Regions from separate parts of the Mus musculus genome. Here region 2 is linked to region 1. A link is a loop called in an ENCODE intact Hi-C map of the cell type or tissue named here. Cell type or tissue: heart. All regions are shown on one strand. Each heading gives the region's core, and the rest is flanking DNA. Links, peaks and the distances in the headings are about the cores only. Region 1 has its middle 20 kb from the start of Gm52038. Region 2 overlaps Kif13a (kinesin family member 13A).

Region 1 (11,576 bases), core at 1,541-9,540:
GCCAACTTGTCAAACTGCGGGTTTTCGGCTGTTTCATTAGAGGATATTAATTATACATAATGGGCTTATGACATTTTCACACTTCCAAATAATACATTTTGATCGCACTTGTTACTCACGACCCTCTTCCAAACTTCTGGAACTTCTGCTGATAGTCCCATCTTTACAGCCAGTCCTGTTTTCATCATCTGTCTGTCTGTCCATCTCTGTCTCCCTCTCCCCTCCCATTCCGTCTTCTCTTCCCCTCCCCCTCTCTCTGTCTCTGTCTTTCAAGAACTTTTAAAAAGGGAAGCCTCAAAACTATTTTATTTTCAAAACTAAGACCTTCTAGATTTGCAGGGGGAGAATTTAAACCTAGTTTAGTTTTCTCTTAGATGGCCGTAGCGCCAGACATCTCTGAAATGCCTTTCAAGTGGGACTTCTGAATGTCAAACCTAGACAATAGCTAATGCTGTAAGGACAAAGACTTCTTTCTTCTTAACTGAAGAAAGAATTCCAGGGACTGTTCACTGCTGAGGAGAGGCGAACACTGAGGCGCTCAGCTGCCCCCATACCCAGGGGCCCATGGGGGGCGGTGACTAAGTTTAAAGCCATGCAGATCTATAGATATAGTGTTGCTGTGCCTCATGTAAAGATCATGCTTATATTATTCAAATGCCGATTTCTCTGCCGGCCCCCCCCCCCCCCCCCCGTGTCTAGTTGGAAGCGGACGTGGCATTGTGGTGCGTATTGTGGAGATTCTAAGAATCTCCTGTTTCAATGTTGCGTAAACATCGCTCTTGGAGTATCTCTGATTGGTCAATAAAAGCTGATCAGCCAATGACTGGGCAGAAGAGAGAACAGGGCTGGACTTCCGATTATAGTGAGGGGGAAGGGTAGAGGAGAGGAAGAGAAGATTGGCCTTGGGTTGAGGGGTGGGCAGACACCATGAGAAAACTGCTGGAGCTGACAGCCAAATCAATACTAAAATGGAAATATATTGGGGATTTTGGTTGGGAGGTAGATTCTCATAGAATTATTAGAATAGATTAATAACTGCCCAGTTATTATGCTATAAGCTTATCAAATAAGTCTAATAGTTTCTGCCTATTTATTTGGGAGCTAGCTAGGATAAAAAAAAAACTAATAGCAATAAATTTCCTATAACACAGATCTTTTCTATGGAAGGGTAATTCACAGAGGATTGAGTTCAGAGACAGGTGTAAACAAAAACATTAAGAAGCATTTTGTGGCAAAAAGTAACTCTAGTTAACTAATTACAATAACAGTTCCTACCTTTGAGTGTGTGTGCATGTACACACTTGAGTATATGAGAGAGCGATATTTTGCTGAGACAGGGTGTCACACAGCACAGGATGTCCTTGAACTCACTGGACAGCTATGGCTGGTCTTGAACTCCTTTTCCTTCTGCCTCCCCCTCCCAAATACTGATATCATTTATATAATAATTTTTCATCATAGTACAGTGACTAAAGTTTCAAATGTGTATAAATTTCACGGTGCACACTATTAATGTGAAAGGGACAAAAATGGCATGATGTTAGCATTCTTCCCATGACGAGAAAACCGTGAAGGGCCAGGTCAGGGGGAGGGGACTATGAGCATGCTGGATACATCAGGTTCTCTTCTACTGCCATGAGAAAACACTGGGACCAAACTGCAACTTAAGGAAGAAGGAGTTTGGTTTGGTTTATGGCTCTAGAGCAGTGGTCCTCAACCTTCCTAACACTGTGACTTTTTAATACTAGTTCCTCACATTGTGATGACCCCCAACTATAAAATTATTTCTGTTGCTACTTCATAACTGTAACTTTGATACTGCTATGAATCATAAAGTAACTGATATGTAGGATATCTGATAGGCGACTCCTGTGAAAAGGCTGTTTGACCCCCAGAGGGGTCACCACCCCGAGGTTGAGACCTGCTGTTCTAGAGGGGAAGACCTGCTGTTCACTGTGGTGAGCAGAAGCATTGTGCTAACAGAAGCAGGGGACCCCAAGACCCTACCCAGTGAGCTACTTCAGCAAGGCTGTACCTCCTAAAGGTTCCAAACTGCCTCCAAACCACACCACCAACCAGATGTTCAAATACATGAGCCTTTGGGAGACACTTCTCCTTTGAACCCATCACATTGGCCCCTGACCCTCAAAGCCTCATGGCCATGTCATAACATAAAATACATCTAGTCCAATACATAATAGTTTCAACAACCCAGAGTCTCTTCTGAAACTTGAGGCGATCTCTTCTTTGTAACCCATCTATTTAGGAAATTACAAAACAACAGCAAATTAAATTCAATGGCACAGAATATACGTTTTCATTCCCAAAGGGAGAAAAGGGGACACAGTGAGGAAAGACTGGACCAAAGCAAGACCCAAAACCCAGCAGGACAAACGTCAAATCCTGCAGTTCCATGTTCAGTGTCTGAGGTTTCATTTTCAAAGTACTTAAAGCCCTCCGGCTTTGCTGCCCTACATCCCCCTACCTCCCACCCCCTACCCCCACACTCCCCCCTGCACCACGCCCTCTGTCCAGCTTGTTCCACTCCCTGTATGCAGTTTTCGTTAGCAGACATCTATCTCATGGTTCTGACAGCTCCAGCATCTTGGGGGTTCTACTGAAACCCAGGTTTCACCATCTACTGCTTCACTCAAGGGCCCCTCAGAGATTTCTCACAGGTTATCTGGCCTCAGTGGCTCTCTGAAACTGTGGAAGAGGAATCTATTCTCCACCCCCCACTCTGTAACTGCAGGCTTTTCCACCCACATCCCATTTCCCAAATAATGACTCAGCCTATATTTTATTAGCAAATGCCTAGGCCATAAGATAGGCCTGTTGCTTGACTAGCTCATAACTCGATTATCCTATTTATACTATTCTATGTCTGCCATATGGCAAGTTAGGTCTCCTCAATGTTGTTCATCCAACTTCCTCCGAGTCCAAGCGTGGAATCTCTCCCACGCCTCGCTATTTCCCAGAGTTCCTCTCTCTCTGCAGGATATCCCACCTTCTAATCCTCGCTCATCTTATTGACCATCAGACTTTTATTGATAGGTGATGTTTCCACACAGAACACAAGAGATTATCCAGACACCCCTGGATCTTGAATCTTTTCCATCTCCAAAATCAGTATCATTTGGATGGCACTACCAAGTTTAGCTGCTGGCTTGCGATGGATCCCACCCCTTGACTTACAGTAGCAGCAGCTCTTGTGGGTTGATGTAATTGCTTTCTAGGCACTAACAACCTCTTAGGCTTTCGTGTACAAACTGGAGGCTTAGCTGGGTGAGGCCTTGCCCGGAGGGCACCTTTCTATCTTTTTTCCCCTTGCAAAGCAGGAAGCCTTTTCCCAATGGTGCTAATCTTAAAAATTACAGCATCGCTTTTACATAGGACCCAACCCAAGAAGTTTAGCGCTCTTTCCTCTCCAAACTGCACTTTCCTTTCTTTCTGTCTTGTTTGTTTCTCCTTTTCATTGTAATCCTGAACAAAGTGGTCAGCAATAGCCACTCCAGAGGCTCAACATTATGCTGTCTTGAAATTTTCCCCACCCAAGAAATGAATTTGTTCCTTTTAGATTCAGCTTCAGGTAAGTTCTCAGAACGGGGGAAGAAGGCAGAGAGTTTTTACCAAAATATCACATGAATGGCCTCTAGCCCAGTGGCTAAGGAGTCTTTTTCCCCTTCCAGTCCACATCGGCTGGACCTCCACTGCACACATTACTCTTAGCACTTAACCTTCCAGGATCCCCTAAACTCACTCTCCTGACAGCATGCCATGGCTTTTCTACCCCAACGTTTCAAAGTCTCCCACATTCCTCAAAAACACCGTTCGGTGAATTTCTTCCCAGCAACAACCTTGCCTCCGCTGACTCAAGTTCTGTATTAGCTACGTTACTACTGCAGCCAAGAACCCAACCACCCTTCTGCCTCAAACAGAGGGAGAGCCCAGACAAACCCTCCTTCCTTTCTTAAAACGTATTTGGTCACAACAAGGGGGAAAGCAAATAGTACTGGACAGAAACAATCTGAACAGACGGGGACTCCACATGGGCTGGACGTGTCTTACAGAACCTGAGCAGGGCCAAACGTTGCCTCTATCTGTAATTCAAGCTACAAAGTCAGAAGAAGAAATTATTTAGTAGCAGGAAGGTAGAAAAAGGAGCAGGAGGGAAAGGAAGAGGAGTGGGGGGAAGGGGCAAGGGAGGGGAGGGGAGGAGAGGGGGAGGTGGGGAAGCCATAGTGGAGACTGATGCCAAGGTAGATTTGTGCCCACATGGATGGGAAACCATGAATGAGAAGACGATACCCAGGAGAGAGAGAAGAGCTACGGGGAAAGACCCCAGTGTCATAGAGATCCAAAGAGCAGTCAGGTCCCTGGAGCCAGTTCCAGGCTAGCATTTAACATTATAACAACTCTTACCATTGTATGTGTGTGCATCCATGCATGCCTGTGTGCGTGCGTGCGTATGTGCATGTGTGTTTGTGTGTATGATGTGTGTTCATGTGAGTGTGATGTGTATGGTGTGTGGGCATTGGTGTGTGTGTGTTGGTTGTGTGGTGTATGTGTGTTGTGTGTGTTTTGTAGGTATATGGTATATAGGTGTATGGTGTATGGGTGTTCCAGTGTGGTGTTGTGTGTGTTGTGTGTGTGTGGTGTATGGTTTGGAGGTGTATGTGGATGTGGTAGTATGGTGTGAATGTGTGGTATGTAGTGTATTTGTGTTGTGTACATGTGGTTTGTGTGGTATATAGTGTATATGGTATGTGTGATGTGTTGTGTATGTGTGGTATATGTATATGGTATGTATAGTGTATGATATGTTGTTGTTGTTTTGCTGAGACAGAGTCTCACAAATCCTAGGATATCCTTGAACTCACTATACACCTGTGGCTGGTATCGAACTCTTTTTCCATCTGCCTCCCCCTCCCAAATGCCGAGACTGCAGGCTGGCGGCACCCATCTTGGCTGAAACCCTACCTTTCTCAAGACAACTTTACTGGGTCTTTCAGCATCCAAAGTATCCAATCATCTTTCCTCCACTCCACGACATGTTGAATTATGATTTCTTTGTTCAATCTGTATCTCTGGCCAGAAGACACTTGAGATATTAATTTATAACCAGAACAGGAAGTGTCTTGAATCCCCACCTTCTGGGAAACGACTGTGCTTATCAAGCTGGCTGGACACCTACGCTGAAAGCCTCGCCCTTGAAGTCCAGAATAGCTACACAAGGTAGATGAGGCCAAGATATGGCACAGGCATGAAGACGGCATATCCTGACCACCTCCTGCACTGCCTCGTGATGTTTCTCTTTGCCACACTTTCTCTCATTTCAAATCAAGACCTCGGGCTCCTGTGTTGTCTGTTTCAGATCCTCTCTGACAGCATCACTCTCCACTGACTGTACAAGTTACCGACAGAATCAGACACTCTTGCCAACACTTTGTTTATAGTGATGCTAGTGTGGGTTTCCTCAGCACCCGTTTGCGAATGGGAGTGGCAGGACTAAAGAGAGAAGAAAAGAAGGCACATGCTCTTTGTTATAAGGCTACAAAGACTGGCCAGCAAGATGGCTCAGTGGGTGCCATTGCCAAGCCTGACAGAGTCTGATGGCCTTGAGATCAGTCACCAGGATTCCCCTTGATGGAAGGAGACAGCAGATTCCACAAGCACACATACACAAGTAAATACATTTAATATGAGAGGGGGGGGGGATTGCCAGGCAGTCGTGGCACACACCTTTAATCCTAGCACTTGGGAGGCAGAGGCAGACAGATCTCTGTGAGTTTGAGACCAGCCAGGTCTACAGAGTAAGTTCCAGGACAGTCAAGGCTACACACAGAGAAACCCTGTCTCTAGAAACTGGGGAAGAAAAGTGTGTGTGTGTGTGTGTGTGTGTGTGTTGGGGGGGGGGAGCATTTAAAGACATGTCAAATATAAAAACCCAAATTTTATTACTATTATTGTTATTGTTACCATTATTGAGACAGAGTTTCGTGGTGTAGAGCTAAGTGGCCCGAAACTCACTATATAGACTAGGCTGGCCTCAAACCTGTAGCACTCCTTCCGCCTGTGTGTCCCTACTCTGAGTCATGGAATTACTGGCACGCATTACCATGCCTAGAACTAATCAGTATATAAAATAATGGGCTTTGGTATGACGACTTCACATGTGTGTATGATTTCACTTTCTTCACCCCTCCTTTGCTTTTCCCTCTATCTGGTTCCATGTTATAATTTGAACGTGAAATGTCTCCCATTGGTCACCTGTCTGAACAACTGGTCCGCAGTGTTTTGGAAAATTATGGGAGCCTTAGGAGGTGGGGCCTTGTTGTGAATAAAAGTAGGGAAGGGCACATGACCAGCGACCTCATATTCCTGCCACCATCCTTTCTTGACCATGAAAGATTGTTTCCCTCCCCTTCTTCTTCCTCCTCTTCCTCTCTCTTCCTCCTCCTCCTTTCCTCTTCCTTTTGGTTTTTTTGAGACAGGGTCTTAAAAATTGTAGCACTGCTGAGACAAAAGGATGGACCATCTAGAGACTGCCATATCCAGGGATCCATCCCATAATCAGCTTCCAAACGCTGACACCATTGCATATACTAGCAAGATTGTGCTGATAGGACCCTGATATAGCTGTCTCTTGTGAGACTACGCCGGGGCCTAGCAAACACATAAGTGGATGCTCACAGTCAGCTATTGGATGGATCACAGGGCCCCCAATGGAGGAGCTAGAGAAAATACCCAAGAAGCTAAAGGGATCTGCAACCCTATAGGTGGAACAACATTATGAACTAACCAGTACCCTGGAGCTCTTGACTCTAGCTGCATATGTATCAAAAGATGGCCTAGTCGGCCATCACTGGAAAGAGAGGCCCATTGGACTTGCAAACTTTATATGCCCCAGTACAGGGGAGCGCCAGGGCCAAAAAGTGGGAGTGGGGGGGTAGGGGGTGGTGGGGAGGGTATGGGGGACTTTTGGGATAGCATTGGAAATGTAAATGAGGAAAATACCTAATTAAAAAATATGTGAAAGCAAAAAAAAAAAAAATTGTAGCTCTGGCTATCCTGGAACTCACTCTGCACACCAGGGGGCCTCGAACTCACAGAGATCCACTCCTCTCTGCCTCCTGAGTGATGGATGAATCAAAGGTATGTGCTACTACCACCCAGCCATTGTATCCCTTCTTAAACTCTAAGGCAAAACAGACCACCCCCTCCTCCCCCTTGAAGCTGCTTCTTGCCAAACATTTGGAGAGTGGGTTTTAAGACAGTTGCTGCATATACCTCAGGCTGGCCCTCAGCTTACCATGTGTTAGCCTGGTCTCCAGTTCATGATCCTCTCACATCCCCTTCCACACACAGTGATTTCAGGTGTGAGCCAGCAAGCACAGCAGAATCATCTTAGTTACAGGAATCCATCCTCCTCTTCATTGCTTCGTGTTGACTGCTATTTATCCTCTGACTCTGTGGAATCTCTTATCATATCATCAGTCGGGGGTGGGAGGGATTAGCTTACATCATTCCAGGTATCATACCACACACAGGTCCCTCTTTAATCACACAGGTCCTGATCTACTTCCCATGTGAAGAATGTGATGATAGAACTTGTAATTGTGCCTGCAAAGCTGGGAATACCCGGGGAGATTAGGAGATGCCATGGCCTGGCCAAGTCTGGCCTTAGTGGTGCTGCCTAGAGCCTTGTCCTGGCTCAGCAGGGTAGAGACTTCATAGTCGGCCCCATTTGCCTTCCACATGGGCCTGATTTAGCCCAACCTTGCTTTACATGTTAGAAATTAAAGCCCCCAGAGTTTACAAGGCTCTCCAATTGCTATACCAGTTCTCACTGGCAGAGAGAGGATTGTACATTCAATGAAACATTGTGTGTGTGTGTGTGTGTGTGTGTGTGTGTAAGGTTAATTTTTGCCTCACAGTAGACAGTACAGGACAGCCTGTTTGGGGAATCAGCAGATGAGGTAACACTAAGGCCAGTGTATAAAGCATGTAGCATGGGGCTGGAGAGGTGGCTCAGCAGGAACGAGCACTTGCTGCCCTTGAAAAGTAGCAGGGTTCAATTCCCAACACCTCCATGGTGTCTCACAACCATCTGTAGCCTTCTCCCTTTGTTCCCTTACATGAATTTTCCCCCCTCAAAGTAACATCTAATAAAGAAACTATCTGCAAAGAATTGTGAATCTTAATCCCTGAATAGTGACCATCGCAGAATGGGTTACGAACTGGACATATGACCTACGTTTGGAGTCTGAGCCTGGATAAATCTTAAGAGTCTTTCCCAAAACAGCTCCTGAAGACTAGGGAGACAGCATGGGGGATGCTGTGTCTGCTGTCCCAACTAACAACTCGAGCTCAGTTCCCCAGGACTCCACAGGGTGGAAGGAGAGAATCAGCCCACAGGTTGTCCTCTGAGCACAGGCAAGCTGTGGCATGCACACACATACACACACACCCAAGTAAGTGTTATAGGGGGAAAACCCCAGCTCTTGAAGTAAGTACAGAGAGAGGGAGAGGGAGAGGGAGAGGGAGAGGGAGAGGGAGAGGGAGAGGGAGAGGGAGAGGGAGAGGGAGAGGGAGAGGGAGAGGGAGAGGGAGAGAGAGGTTAAAATTAATTTGTCACCCTACCACACCCAAAGAAATGTTACTGGGGAAAAACCCAGCTCTTGAAGTGATGAGAGAGAGACAGACAGACAGACAGACACACACACACAGAGACAGAGGAGGGGGCTAGTTAAAATTAATTTGTCACCCTGTTCTGAGCTGTTATTTTCCTATCAACCCTGTAAATCTCAGAGTTTAAGTTGCAGGAACAGACAAGGAGAGACATGCCCAAAGACAAGCACACAAAGAAAATAAAAGGCTCTATTTTATCCACGGACTTGTGCAAAGCCAATCTAAACTGTTTATCCTTACCTATCCCAAGGGCACTCTAGATAGAAAGAAATCTTGAGATTTTTTTTTTTTCCGAAGACAAACACAACATTAGGTAGGCTATCCAACAGGAGGAAGACTTCTCCCTGTCAACAAGCAAACAATCAACTTTGCACTACACAGAGAGGCCAGAAAGAGTTCGGTTAGGCCTTGCAAGCTCCCTATCAGCACGAATATCTATGCTATAAAGTAAGTTACTATAGAAACCTAGGAGAGGGGTCAGAGAGCCAAACCTGCGCAGGTCCCTAGTGTCCAGCGAGAGCAGAAAGATGTGAAAGACATGGAGTTTGGCAAGGAGGAGAGAATGAGCTGGTTTGAAGACAAAGTGGGTGCAAAAAGCGGAGCTGTAATTGTAAAGAAATTAGGGAAGGGCGAGACCACACCCACTGAGGACTCCAACTTGTGAAAGCCGATATTCATGGGAAAGGAGACAGTCTGTCTCGGAAACTCCTCCACAAGTGGTTTTCCAGGGTCAGCCACCAAGGAGCCCAGGGGCCCCTACAGATCTGGCAGAAGGGCACCATACTGCATATTGGGCTGGCCGAAGAACCTAGCGATGGCGTTCACATGGTTCTGGCTTTGCAGCTGTGCAAAGTGCAACTGGTCTAGGGTTGTAGAGCTTGCACCAAGATTCTGGAGACTCCGTGAGGCCAGGTGATACATGGTAGGTTCACATTGCCTAAGCCGCCACTGCATAGAGCTGTGAGAATCAAGTGTGGGTTGAGATGGAAAGTGAATATATTGGATTTGGCAGCCCCTCGAGACATCTACTGATGAAAACTGTAGGCATAGACTAAAGGCGGCCCGAGGGAGAGGCTGTGTGTGTCACAGGCAGCAGCGCTGGAAGGCTGGCACACAGAGGAGGCTATCACTGGCTCCGTGGGGTTACAATTTGCTATCCTAGGATTCGGTCTTGTTCCCGTACAGTCTTTCCTTGCTATCCTCCAACATATATTGAACGTTCAAAACGGAATATTTCCATCTTCCAGGGACTCGTAGTTAAGAGACCATCTGAACCTCAGAAGAGACTCTGAATTTTGGGGGCTTCTGAGCAATGTTTAGAGCCATTAGGATATGACAGGCTCTTAAAGATAAACTGGATGCGTCTCGCATTATAACGTGTCTATGAGCCTTTGACAACCAGGGGTGGAACATTATGATTTAAAAGTGATGTTCAGGCGTGTCAAGTTGGCAGTGGGGAGATTTGTGGTGATTAATCTTCATTGTCAGCGTGACTAGATTTTGAATCACTTAGGAAACACGCGGATAGACATGCCCGTGAGGAGCCTTCCTGAGCAGTTTAACGGAGGAAGGAAAACATACCTGTGGGATAGAATCCAGCCGGGATTAAAAGGGAAAGGGAAAGAAAGCAAACTCAGCCCCTAGCATCATCTCTCTGCTTCCGAATTTCCAGCACAACACGAACAGCTGCCTTATACTCCTGCCCTGACAGCTAGGGTCACCAAGCTCGCCCTGTGCTGATGAACTGTACCCCCAACCTTGGAGCTCAGATGAACCCTCCTCCTCCCTGAACTTCCTTTGTCAGGCACTTTGTCACAGAAACGAGATACGTAGCTAATTCACCATCTCTAGGCAGGGAAAATTTAGAGTTGCTTTGAGGAAGGAGTTGTAAGCCAGGAATGAATTACAACAAACTGTATTCTATATCACAATTTGTATCTTCTTATGAGCTCTTAGTCAAAACCTTCACTATATCTCATTATTGTTTCTGAGGTAATAACATGTACTCATATTATGCTTTAGTCATGCCAGAAATACAACAGTGAATAAATGATTTCATTCCAGAAGAAAATTCATCCAACCATCCATTCTTCCTTTCTTTCTTCCTTCCTTTCTTCCTTCCTTCCTTCCTTCCTTCCTTCCTTCCTTTCTTTCTTTCTTTCTTTCTTTCTTTCTTTCTTTCTTTCTTTCTTTCTTTCTTTCTTTCTTTCTTTCTTTCTTTTCAAGACAGGGTTTCTCTATATAGCTCTGGTTGTCCTGGAACTCACGTTGTAGACCAGGCTGGCCTCAAATTGAACTCAGAAATCCTCCTGCCTCTGCCTCCCGAGTGCTGGAATTTAAGGCATGCGCCACCACGCCTGGTCATTCTTTCCTTTCTTTTCTTTTTCCTTTTTCCCTGTTCTTTTTTGGTAGAGTCTCAAGTAGCCTAGGATGATCAAACACTCACTGAGGATGGCTTTGCACTCCTGAAGCTCCTGCCACTTCCTTCCATGCCCTGGATTTCAGGTGATTTCAGGTATGTGTCACCATTCCTGAGTAAATAAATTCCATTCAGAAGATAACAGAATGACTCTATAGAAAATGAGACAGGATGGGAGTTGGTTACACAACATTGCATCTCTACTTATTCCTAGGAGACTGAAATATTCCATCCTGCAATGAAGCTCCTTAAGCAGGAAGGTAGGCAACACAAAAGAGCTTCAGGAAGTCCCTGAAGCTGACCAGATTCACTAGACCCCACCCATCAGAGTAAGCAGGAAAAGTTCAGATTCCCTCTCAGAAGAGCAGAGCCAGGCTGCAAAGAAGACTCAGAGGCCAGAACAGCTGCCTGGAAGAAGCAAAAACCAGCCAAGCTGGTTTAGAACAACTGAATCACTTGAAAGGGA
Region 2 (11,576 bases), core at 2,469-10,468, 130 kb after region 1:
CTCGGTGGTTAAGAACACCTGCTGTCCTTCCAGAGGACCGGCGTTTGGTTCCTGGCAGCCGCATGGGTGGCTCACGCCCTCCAGTGACTCCAGTTCCAGGGGTTCTGATATCTCCTCAGCCTCTTTCACACGTGGCATATACAAACACATAATACATAAATAAAAATAAAAACAAGTATTTTTTTAAAAGAAAGAAAGAGTAGCAGTCGGGTGGTGGCATACATGGGGGTTCGTGTAAGTAATTTTCCTTAGCATGGAGATTCTGAACATTGTCCTAGAAATTATGTAATCTTTCTTGCCATATGGTGTTTTGCTCAAATTTACTGAAACCATGTGTTCTTGGGCATTTGTGGGTACCCCACAACCTGGGAGAGAAGATTTACTGCTGACTCCTGATCTCCTCATGTGTTTCACACTGTGTGAGGATACAGGAGCACCTCCAGGCTGAGGGCTGAGCTGCAGGCCAGAGCCGGATGGCCGTGTTTGATTCTGTTCCCATCTGGGGAGGTTATGTGGTCAGAGGTGGAAATGATCAATTTCTCGTTGCTTAAGGGAATTGAGACGATAGAGCCAGTGTGCACCAAAACTAACATTCTAAGAGCTATCGGTTGCCAAATTAGAACCAAATTGCGGGCAGAATGGCATAATATCAATAGGGCCTAATGCATTTAGGCGTAAGCATTTGATGGTTGAAGTGAACTCTTAGTAACTACCTGGAGAAAAAAGGCCCAGGCTCTTGGGGTTGGCTTTCTTGGACCCAAACGGTAGGCAATCATAACAGTCCTTCATTATCAGGAACTTGAGGATGAATTGAGACTCTTAGCAAGTTCTGTGCATCCCGGAAGTAGCTGACAGTTATTAGCCATTCCGGAAAGCTGCAGCAGTTCTTCATGTCGTCAGCAGGAACACTGATGTTGGCTGCTCAGACATCATTAGGGTCAGCCTGTGTTGTACACAGTGCCTGCTGTTTTGAAAGCCGCTAACCAAAGAAACACAGCATAAGCCCCTTCCAGGTCTGATTTCGTTTTCCTTTACGGCGTTTTATCAATTGTCTCACACGTGTGACCATTCTAGAGAATCTGCTTCATCAAGATCCTGAGCGTCCTAAGTCCTTAAGATCAACAATTCTTCTTATTAAAGAATTTTTTATTAAAAATAAAGAGGAGGAGAGGGGGAGAGGGGAGAAAGGGGACACACACACACACACACACACACACACATCAGAGAACAGCTTGCTGGAGTCAGATCTCTCCTTCCGTTAAGTGGGACTCAGGTTGTCTGGCTTTGGCAGCAAGCCCCTTTATCTGCTGAGCCATCTCAATGACCCAGAAACTCATTTGTTTAATTAAAGTATATAATCACAAAGACATCCATTTGATATAAACCAACTTGGAACCCAGTACGACTGACTCTTTATAGATCATACCTCAACTGGTAGAAGATTTGGGGATCAGGCTTATATCAATAAAGGTTATTGATATCTGTGAATCTCAAGAGCTGGACACGAGTGAGCAGTTCAGTTCAGGAGAATTCAATTGGTAAAGATGCCCAAAATATGAATGAGCAAGTTATGAACTTTAAAGTAGACATATATGTTTATTTACATTTATAGCATATATTTATTATATAATGTGTCTTTTTCTCTACCCTACCCCCAGGCCCCTTTTCAATTTGGGGACAGGGTCTCGTATATCCCAGGCTGACTTCCGACTTGCTGTGTTTGAAGCTGAGGGTGACTTTAAACTTCTAACCACCTTGCTTCCACCTCCCAAGTGCTGGGTTCTAGTCGTACACCACCATGACAGGGTTCATCTGCACTGGAGCTGGGACCCAGGGTGCTGTGTGCACAGACACGCACAGCCCTGCCTCCAGATATCCTTTTAAATCCTTCCTCACCCCAACTTTTTCATGTTTCCTTTTTCTGACCCAGAAACAGTTTGACATAGCTGTGTTCAGAGGGGCAGATAACTGTCACCACAGTATAAAATACAGTCCACATACCACATTCCTTCCCGGCATGGTGTTGAGCCTTTTGCATGTGTGTATGTGGGGGCAGATAGAATGACCAGAAGGTAGAGTCAGATAGGAAATACTGTTGTCCACATTTCACAGAGAAGAAAAATAGAGGTTTGGGAAGGTCCTGCTACCTTTTATAGGTAAAAGCAATGACCAATGTGAATGGAAACAAAAACAGGGATACATTCTATGGATGACGTAAAAACAGGGATACATTCTATCGATGACATAAAAACAGGGATACATTCTGTCGATGACGTAAAAACAGGGATACATTCTATCGATGACATAAAAACAGGGATACATTCTATCGATGACATAAAAACAGGGATACATTCTATCGATGACGTATGGATTCGACTCCTGTCCTGGACATGTCTCGTCTCCCTGAGCCCTAGAGTGGTTCTGTTAAGAAGCCGTGGTGTGGGACTGAGCTGGGAGTGTTAGTACCTGAATCTTCTCTCCAGACAGATGCTGTCCAAACTCCTGAGCCCAGGTGCTCGGCTGAGCACTATTTACACATTTCCCCAAGACCACCACAGCCAGGAGCTCTCGAAGGGACAGAAGCTTGAGCCGGCTACCTTACTGGAGAGAATCATTGTCAAATGCTGTCAGAGCTGAGGGACGCTTCTTTGTCAGCAGCCATTCGTGTGGAGACAGGCTCCCCAGTCGATCTTGCTTTCTTTGCTCCTTGGCTCTCTTCCCTGTGAGTCAGCCACTTCATCTAGAAATAACAACAACAGAAACGGCCAGCTCATGCCAGCCCTAGCAGTGTCCCTGGGTTGGAAATGTTGTCTGGGTAAGACACTCCCTACCATGGTACAAGTAACACTTCCCTGAACGGCCATTCTGATAGCACTTGGATGCCACAGTGGAAAGTGGCCTGAGGCTTGCTTTCACTTCGTGGCCCAGTTTCTCAAGTTCTCTTTACCAGGTCCCTTCACAGTAAACTTCTGAAGTTGATTGAAAAATTAAAATTTGCACCTCCAGGTGTAGGCTTAACGTCTTTGTTCCTTTATCTGAACTAGAGTTTGGTTTCATTCAACTTAAATATGGCCTGAAGTCTCTGGATGTGAGAAATTTTGTGAGCTGCACTCCCCACGCCAAAGGCCTTTGAGGAAGGAATTTGCTTAAACCTCATTCAAATAAGGCCTTCTTCTCCCTTTGAGGTATGCAAGCGAGACCTGTCCATTCTTGTACTATCCAGGTGCTCAGATTTGGATCTGAGCCCCTGCCAAGTTCAGAGTCATCAAAATTACTGTGGCTGTCAGCCCTGTGTAGAGGAGAAAGCACCTTCATAAAGAAGCAGGGCTAGGAGTTGCAGCTCACAAATGCACAGCCAAGCTCCTGCCAGCCCAACTCTAGAGGGAAAAGAGATGAAGAAAAGAAGGGGCTTAAGAGATCAATTTGATCTCGGGTTGGGTTTGTATTGGTTAGCTTCCGTAGCTATAGGGAACCTGAGATCAAACCTTACATAGAGAGAAAAGCTTTGGAGGCCTCAGTTCATGGCTGATTGGCCCCATTGCTTTGGTACTGAGATAAAAGACAGGGTATAATGACTGGCTGCAAGGTAGATTAAAACCTTTAACCTCAAGGTCAAGAAGTAAAGAAGGGAAAACTGGGGTTCTAAGTCTTCTTCATGCGTACCCCCAATAATCCAAGGATTTCTCTACACACTTAGGTTCTTACCATCTAAAAACTCCACTATTTCCCACTAGTACTACCCTGGACAGCAATCTTTAACTTGTGGGACTTTGGAGACATTAAAGACCTAAGCTATAACATCGTTCCAATCTTAGATCCTATACTCTCCCACGTAGAAGTATATTCTGTTCGTGGAAGTCTATACTGTGCCGCACCCTGCTGAAGAGTTCTATCCACTCTGCTGTGTCCATGGTGGTGCTTTTTTTAAATGTGGATTATAAACAACTTGGACCATACCCTCTTTCTTCATTATCCTACTTCCTAGGCCCCGGTCCATCCTGTCTGTTCCGTAGGTAGATGTTGGACACAGGACTTAGTTGTCTTTTCCCTTGTTCCAAGTTGACTCCTTTTAGTGCATTGCTGTCAAGACCCTGAATTGTAAAGACCTAGCATGGTGGCTGGGAGGCCGTTACTGCTGTTCCCAAGGGGTCAGGTGACGCCCACGTAGGGAGACCTGGCGGTGTTGGTTTTTCAAAGATCCGTATCATCCGTGACTCAGTGTTGGGTGACTCAGCTTGCAGAGGTCCCACACAGGAGCTCCTGTTACTGCTCTGACGTCGTGTTGCATGTCTCACTGGGCATGCCCGGGTTTTATAACTTGTCTACATGGTCATCAGAGATGCGATTATAAACCCTGAAGGAAAAGGGCGTCTTGGCCATGCTTATTAACAGTGAGGTCAGATGCGGCATGCCCTGTGGGTTCACTGCAGCGGGTGTGTGAAGCTCAGGGCGGTCTCCAAAGATGCCTCCCTGACACGGGTTCTGCCAGGAAGCCACGGGCCTCTTGGGTTGGGCAGTCTTGTAGCTTTGCTCTGTCTGTCTGGGTTGAGAACAAATACCCATAGATCCTCCTGTTTCCCACAGGACTTCTGAACCTCCCTGTAGGCCTTTGCCTAGACAAACAGCACTCCATTCTGCTTGCGTGTAAACTGTAAACTGTAATTGGGAAGCATTCAGGGTGGGAATATTGCATCTTTTATGAGATCTGCCCAGGCAGTGTTTGAATTCCCTAGTTCCCACCATGCAGCATAAACAGCTGCCTTTTGTGTGTGTGTGTGTGTGTGTGTGTGTGTGTGTGTGTGTGTGTGTGTGTGTGTGAGCCAGGGTTCAGAAGCAGCGGCTAAGTCATTCTTTCCTAGGCTGAGAAAGGTTTTTTTAAAAATACGGACATGAACACGACAGAAGGTTTTTTTTAATGAAAAACCCTCGCAGCTGGGAATGGAACTCAGTGGTTGAACACTTACCTAGCATGTAGGACCCTACGTTTAGCCCCCAGTACTACAGAGGGGGAAAGAAAGACCTTCATTCATCTGGGTCAACCATGGGTCTTTGTGTGGGTCTTTGGGATGTCCAGTGTTCTAAGACAGAGCAAAGAAGCGAAGCCATCCCTGCGCTGCCTGCAGAGACTGTTGTTGATGAGGGCAGAGTCTGCTCCACGGATACATGGTACACTGTGAAGATTTGGTTAACCGTTGGGATCTTGACTACGTTCACAGCTATTCTTCCTGTAATAGTGATTCCCTGATGGTGACTGAACAAAAGAATTGGTTGAGCATAACTGCAGCCCAGGGCTCATGCATTCACACAGCGTCAGGGTGGGGAAATAATGAGAAGTCCATAGAATTGGTCCCATTGGCTTTTTTACTGCTGCTGTTCATTATAGCGTGTTCTTTCCCACTGCAACGTTCTATCCTAATGTTGCAAACGATTGGGGACTAGTTTGCCTATCCTGGATCCTAGCATGCTCCCTCTCTCTCTCTAATGTGAGAAACACTCCCTCCTTACATTTATCAGTGAGACCACAAAGAAAGCTATGAAAAAAAAAAAAAACAGGCAACAATGATTCCTTTCTGAGGACTGCTGTCCACTGTCTCATCCTTTTTACTGTCATCTTTAAAACTAGGAAGCTGTACAGAGCTCTGGCAAGACAGAAGGAACGGTGACTAGCTGGTGACTTCCTTTTTTGCACCAAACTAATGACAAGATGATACTCATTGTAGATAATGACTAAAAACCATCTCAGGCTCTTCGCTAGCTAGGCACAGTGGCTGGTGCCTCTGTGACCAGCCTGATATCCTGGTCATCAGTCAAGTGAAAGAGCGCTCAGCATTTGCCACTTTAAGACATGAGGCCTTCCCAGAGCCCCTCCACCAGGGAGAGGCAGGACTCACAACTAAACGAAAATGTGAGCAAACTCCCGTGTGAAAACTGTGTGTGAAAACTGTGAGCAAAAACTGTAAAGGAAAGAGAAAGGATTTGAGTATTACAAGTTTTGCTTTTAGGGCTGGGCAGTGGTGGCACACGCCTTTAACCCCAGCACTCAGGAGGCAGAGGCAGGCAGGTGGATCTATGAGTTCGAGGCCAGCTTGCCACAACAGCCAGGGTTACCTGGCTTTAAAAAAAATATATATATATATATATATTTATGTTGTATATATATGTGAATTGGTTCTTTCTTCCCACCATGCCAGGGTTACCTGGCTAAAAAAAAAATATATATATATATATATATATATATATAATTACGTTGCATATATATGTGAATCGGTTCTTTCTTCCCACCATGTAGGTCACAGGGGACAAAGTGGGGTCATCAGATGGGAAGTGCTGTTACCTGCTGGGCTATTGCTGAACTTGCTCACTGCTGCCATCTAGCTATGCTCTTTAATATCTGAATATGAAATAACAAAACTGTTGCATGACAGAGTTGGGAAAAATACTTGGAACATGTGTGATAGGCCAACAGTTAATGTCTTTAGCATATATGATAACATGTATGATGGACCAACAGTTGATGTTTTTAGCATGCATTCAGGAAAGAAGCAAGGGAGGGGGGTGTACCAGCCAGCTTATAAAGTGACTCAGAACTCAGACAGCCTATTTACTTAACGTTAAGAGTAAGTGAGCTGGGGCTGGAGAGATGGCTCAGGAGTTAAGAGCACTGGCTGCTCTTCCAGAGGTCCTGAGTTCAAATCCCAACAAGCACATGGTGGCTCACAACCATCTGTAGTGGGATCCGATGCCCTCTTCTGGTGTGTCTGAAGACAGCTACATTGTACTCATATAAATAAATAAGTCTTTTAAAAATGGGGTCTTCTTCCTTCTTGACCTGGCCTAGTCAGGATAATGAGCAGCAGTGACGGGTGTCAGAGAGAAGGCCTCGTGTTTAATTTGGGGAATCCCTGCAATGGCGGTCAGCAGGAAAGTGTAGGAAACTGTAAATCCTGGGAAATGAAAGCGAACGGAGATGTCTGCAGGGTGGGGCTGGGATGCCTATATCAGAATCCTAAGATGGCCAGCTTGGTGTTCACATAGGGGCCGCTGAGATGGCTCAGTGAGTAAAGGTGCTTGCTGCCAAGTCTGGGAAACTGAGTCTGATCTCCTGCCCCACGGGGTAGAGGACGAGGGCTGACTCCTGAAAGTTTACCTACCTGCATGCATGCACATGCATACACATACATACTCACACACTCATATGTACACACACACACACACGATAGTTGAAAATATATATTAAATAAGAGGTTTTTAAAAAAAATGTTCACATAGATGAAGGAAATACTCATTATTTTTGTCTTAAAAAGAATAAGTTCTCTCTGGGATGTGAAGTTATAATAAAATGTATTCCGGTCTCTCAAGGAACCTAGCTGTAGATTTCTGAAAACACATAAGCTTCACAGTAATTCTTTCTATTTTACTGTTTTCCTAGTTGCATCTTAGTATCGTTACTTGCAGATGGAAGGGAGAAAAAAATTTTCTTTCCAGAAATACACGAAAACATTCGCTTTATGCATTTATGTGTATAAACACTTATAAACACACGCGCACACATTTGTTTGCTTTCCAAATTTCTCTCATATCCCACTTATGAATGAAACTTTATTAAATATGAAAAGCCACGGGGCTGATGGCATGGCTCAGCAGGTAAAGGTGATTGCTGCCAAGTCTGATGACCTGAGTTCAAGTCCCAAACCTCACAGAATGAAAAGGTGCGAGAATTGTCTCCTCCTCTGACTTCCACACATGCATCCACACATCCACACATCCACACATGCATCCACACATCCACACATGCATCCACACATCCACACATGCATCCACACAGCCACACATCCACACATGCATCCACACATGCATCCACACATCCACACATGCATCCACACATCCACACATGCACCCACACATCCACACATGCATCCACACAGCCACACATCCACACATGCATCCACACATCCACACATGCATCCACACAGCCACACATCCACACAATAGGTAAGTGTAAATGTGACAAGCTCGGGTTATATTCTGTCATCAAACACGAATGTGTGACGCATGCCTTATGCTCTGTAGAGCTGCAATGGGCCTTGACATCATAGTCTAATAGTTGAAGCCAGAATGAGAGATAAACAAGGAAACACACAAACGAAGCTCCAGATAGGCTCTGAGAGTTTAAGCTCACCATGGAGACCAAGAGCAAGAGCGGCTGATTGATCACCAGTGTCCGAGGCCTGAGCTCCTGACTGGCTATATTCACCAGCGACGAGGTCTTGGCAGATGACAGTCTTTCTGACCCCAGTCACCTGTCATCATATTTATAGGTCACCTGCCATACCTGTGTATCTAAAGTTAGAATAGAAATCTATAAAGTGTGACTACAGATAAAGACACCAACTGGATAGGGAAGCCATCTCTTCCTTCTTGGCATAAATACAGGCAGACTAGTTCCTGGCTTGAGAGCGGGACAAGGGCCATCCTGGGCCTCAGCACAAGCTCACTCCTGTGATACAAACTCACCCCTGTGATCACCACATTTCCCCATTCATGAAGATAGAACCCTTGTGACCTACCTAGTGTTTTCTTAAAGGGCCCTACCACCTCTTGATACTCCTGCTCCGGGGGTCCAGTTTCCAGCCAGTGAACGCTGGGGGACAAGTCCAAGCCCTCACACTTACATCAGCTACTTTGCTTGTTGTGTGACCAAATGCCTGACAGAAAGCCCCTAGTGGGGAAAAGCGTTTATTTGGCTTGCAGTTTAGGGGGCTACATCCATCATGGTGGGAAAGGCATGGTGACAGGACGTAGGGGGGCACTGGTCACATGATGTTAGAAGTCAGGAAGCAGAGAGAGGTGAGTGCTATGCAGAGCTTGCTTGCTTCTTTTTACTCTGCCCAGGAGATGCTGCTACCTGGTACACTCGAGGTGAGTCCTTCCCTCCTCAGTTACATTTTTCTGGAAATACCCTCACAGGCACACCCTGAGGTGGGTTTCCATGGTGAGTCTAAAGCCAATCAAGTTGATGAATGCAAACCAACCCAGTATTCTTGGTTTTGTTCCCCAAGTCTGCAGAATTGAAGTTGTGGATTATGGTCCAGTAGCTAGAAGTCCTGTCCCACCTGTCCCTGCTCCTTCCTAGGGAGTGTTTGACCAGTGTGGAAGAGCAAACGGGATTGCTATGGTCATCTGCTTGGGCTGATACAGCGTTAGAGTGGGCTTGAGTCTGGACCACGGGCAGTTCTACCAAGCCTGAGCACAGCTGAGCTTACTCTGCATCCTGCCTAGGCCAAGGCTTGACTCAAGACTAAGGCCTGGCCTGTCTTTTGAATCGGAGCCCAGAGTGCTTAGAGAGTAAGGAAGGCCCCTTCAAAACAGGAGAAAATACTGATATTCTTATGGGGGGAGATCAAGAGCCTTGTAGCAGACTGCGACTTAAGAGCGGTATTTCAAGTATGTGTGTCAGAGACAGTGACGCGGACAAGCCATGCTGTTGGTGGCTGTGTGCACACACACCTCACAACGCACTGTGTGTTTAGACAAGGCTGTTAAAATTCTGTTTGCTTTTAAAATCTGTGGGTGCTACCAACGTGTCAGGAGGAAGCGCTGTACTGGATGGTAGGTGTTAGAAAGGGAGAGGAAAGGCGATGTAAATTTGGATTTTTTTTTTTTTCGATTCATTTTGCAAACTTTAACCCGCCCCCTTCTCTCTGTGTGGGTGACTCGTGCATTATAATGTCTAAGTCTTTACATAGTTACTGTGGCATGGCTTTCCCCTCTTCAATAATGTTTCTTGTTACAATTGTTGACACGTGTAAGTACTTTATTTTTTATTTTTAAAGTATATGCTTTTTCATTCTGGAACGCTTACATTTAAGGCATACAATCTCATGCTATTGCTGGGTACTTAACTTGGCTGCAGGTTCTAGCATGTTAAACAGTGCTGCCAAAACATCTTTGACGAGGTCATGTGAGGAGAGCAGCTCAGATATGCGCGCACAGTGGCTCAGAATGGAGTCTTACCCCCTTCCCGTCCGGCTTCCTTTCATTTTGTTTTATCTGTATGAGTGTTTTGCCAGCATGTGTGTCTGTGCAGCGCTTGCATTCAGTACCCAAGGAGGCCAGAAGAGGGCAGTGAATCCCCTGGGACTGGAGTTCCAGTTGTGATCTGCTCTGGGGTTGCTGGGAATCAAACCAGGGTCCTCTAGAAGAGCAGTCAGCGCTCTTAACCTCTGAGCTCACTCCAGTCTCGGGTTTCCTTTCAAATGGCCTCTTGTGATGATTCTCTCAGCAGAGGTTTATAAGCGACGCCTACTTCTACAGCTCAACAATATTTGACGTTGCCAGAATCTCACTTTTTGGCAGCCCCGTGATTGAAGTGTCAGTTCTAGTCTCTTGTGACAGGTTTTGAAGCGTCTTACTCTGAAGTTTGGACGCACTGCAAGGCAATGCTGAAACCCCATCCAGCCTCCCGTCAGAGAGAAACACGCCACCAATAGCTCGCAGTTGGTTATGTTTGAATGTGCAAATATATGGAGGATGAAGCAATTAAACTGACTCCCATCTTTCAACAGATATTTATTAAGCACTTTATACTAGGCACTGGGATTACAAAGATAATGAGATTGCCATCTCTGACATCCGGGTGCACTCATTCCAGAGCTGGAAATAGTATATAAGCCAGTAGTGCCTGCAGATGCTGTGGGAGCGAATGTTCTAGTAACCAGGGGGAAGGAAGTATAATGTAATTCTCTTCATTGTCTGATAATCAATGTGAAGAAAGCGCATGCCACCTTGAATGTTTATTAAACATGTCATAATTATTCTGTCCCACTCCATGATAGTGTAGGTCATGGTAGAAGCCGCAGGAGCTGAGATTGGCTAGGGTTAGTGAAAGAGAAGTTGCCTTTGTCCTCCTGCAGGAGCACAGATGAGGTGGATCTGTGAACTGGTGAATGGCAACATCTTGGTTACTTTTTCTATTGTCCTGATCAAGTACCCTGGCCAAAGCAGGTCGAGGAAGGAAGGGGTCCTTTTGGCTCACAATTCCGGAGGACAGGGCAAGCATAGCAGGGAGCAAGAGGCCCCTGACCATACTGTGTGGGCAGTCAGGAAGGAGAGAGCGATGAGCGGTTCTGCTTAGCTCATTTTCTCTTTTTGATTCAGTCCAGGACGGATGCCAGCCCATGGAGTGTCCCTGCCCACATGCAGAGTCTTCCCTATAGATAACTTAATCCAGATCATCCCTCAAAGGCATGCCCAGATGTTTGCTGCCTAGGAGATTCTAGAGCCTGTCACACTGACTGACAGTCAGCATTAGCCATTGTCACCTCCTCCACCACCACCAATGAGCAGTTTCCCAGCAGTCGACAGTGCGGGGAGGAAGCGGGCCTAAGAAAATGTACTCAGGGTTCTCTCTACTTGGAAACTAAACCCAGATGGGAGACAAGACAATTCGTATTAAATAACATTTGGATACAATTTCTAAAGAAGAAAAGGAAACCAACTTTGACATTGCTTTTGTACAGCCTGCTAACAATGGAGAAGGAACTTTAATCCCCCGAGAAATGTCAAAGCAGCAGCAG

What was found. Peaks named below come from ENCODE experiments on the same cell type or tissue, not always from the same donor. Only the 100,000 strongest peaks of a DNase experiment are listed, where the experiment ranks them.
Region 2: it touches region 1 in a loop (2.5-fold over the local background); 2 of 42 quality-filtered maps call a loop at or near these places.

Annotation. Positions count from the first base shown.
Region 1 is chr13:46,964,354-46,975,929 of GRCm38, reverse strand. No RefSeq gene overlaps it. Among named protein-coding and RNA genes, the nearest start is that of Gm52038, 20 kb to the left of the region's middle. In heart, for the core only: a CTCF peak has its summit at 7,095; a DNase peak (open chromatin) is centred at 5,209.
Region 2 is chr13:46,833,544-46,845,119 of GRCm38, reverse strand. All of the region lies in intron 4 of Kif13a (kinesin family member 13A), which reads left to right. Among named protein-coding and RNA genes, the nearest start is that of Gm22960, 63 kb to the left of the region's middle. In heart, for the core only: CTCF peaks have their summits at 6,392 and 10,119 (motif pointing right); a DNase peak (open chromatin) is centred at 2,759.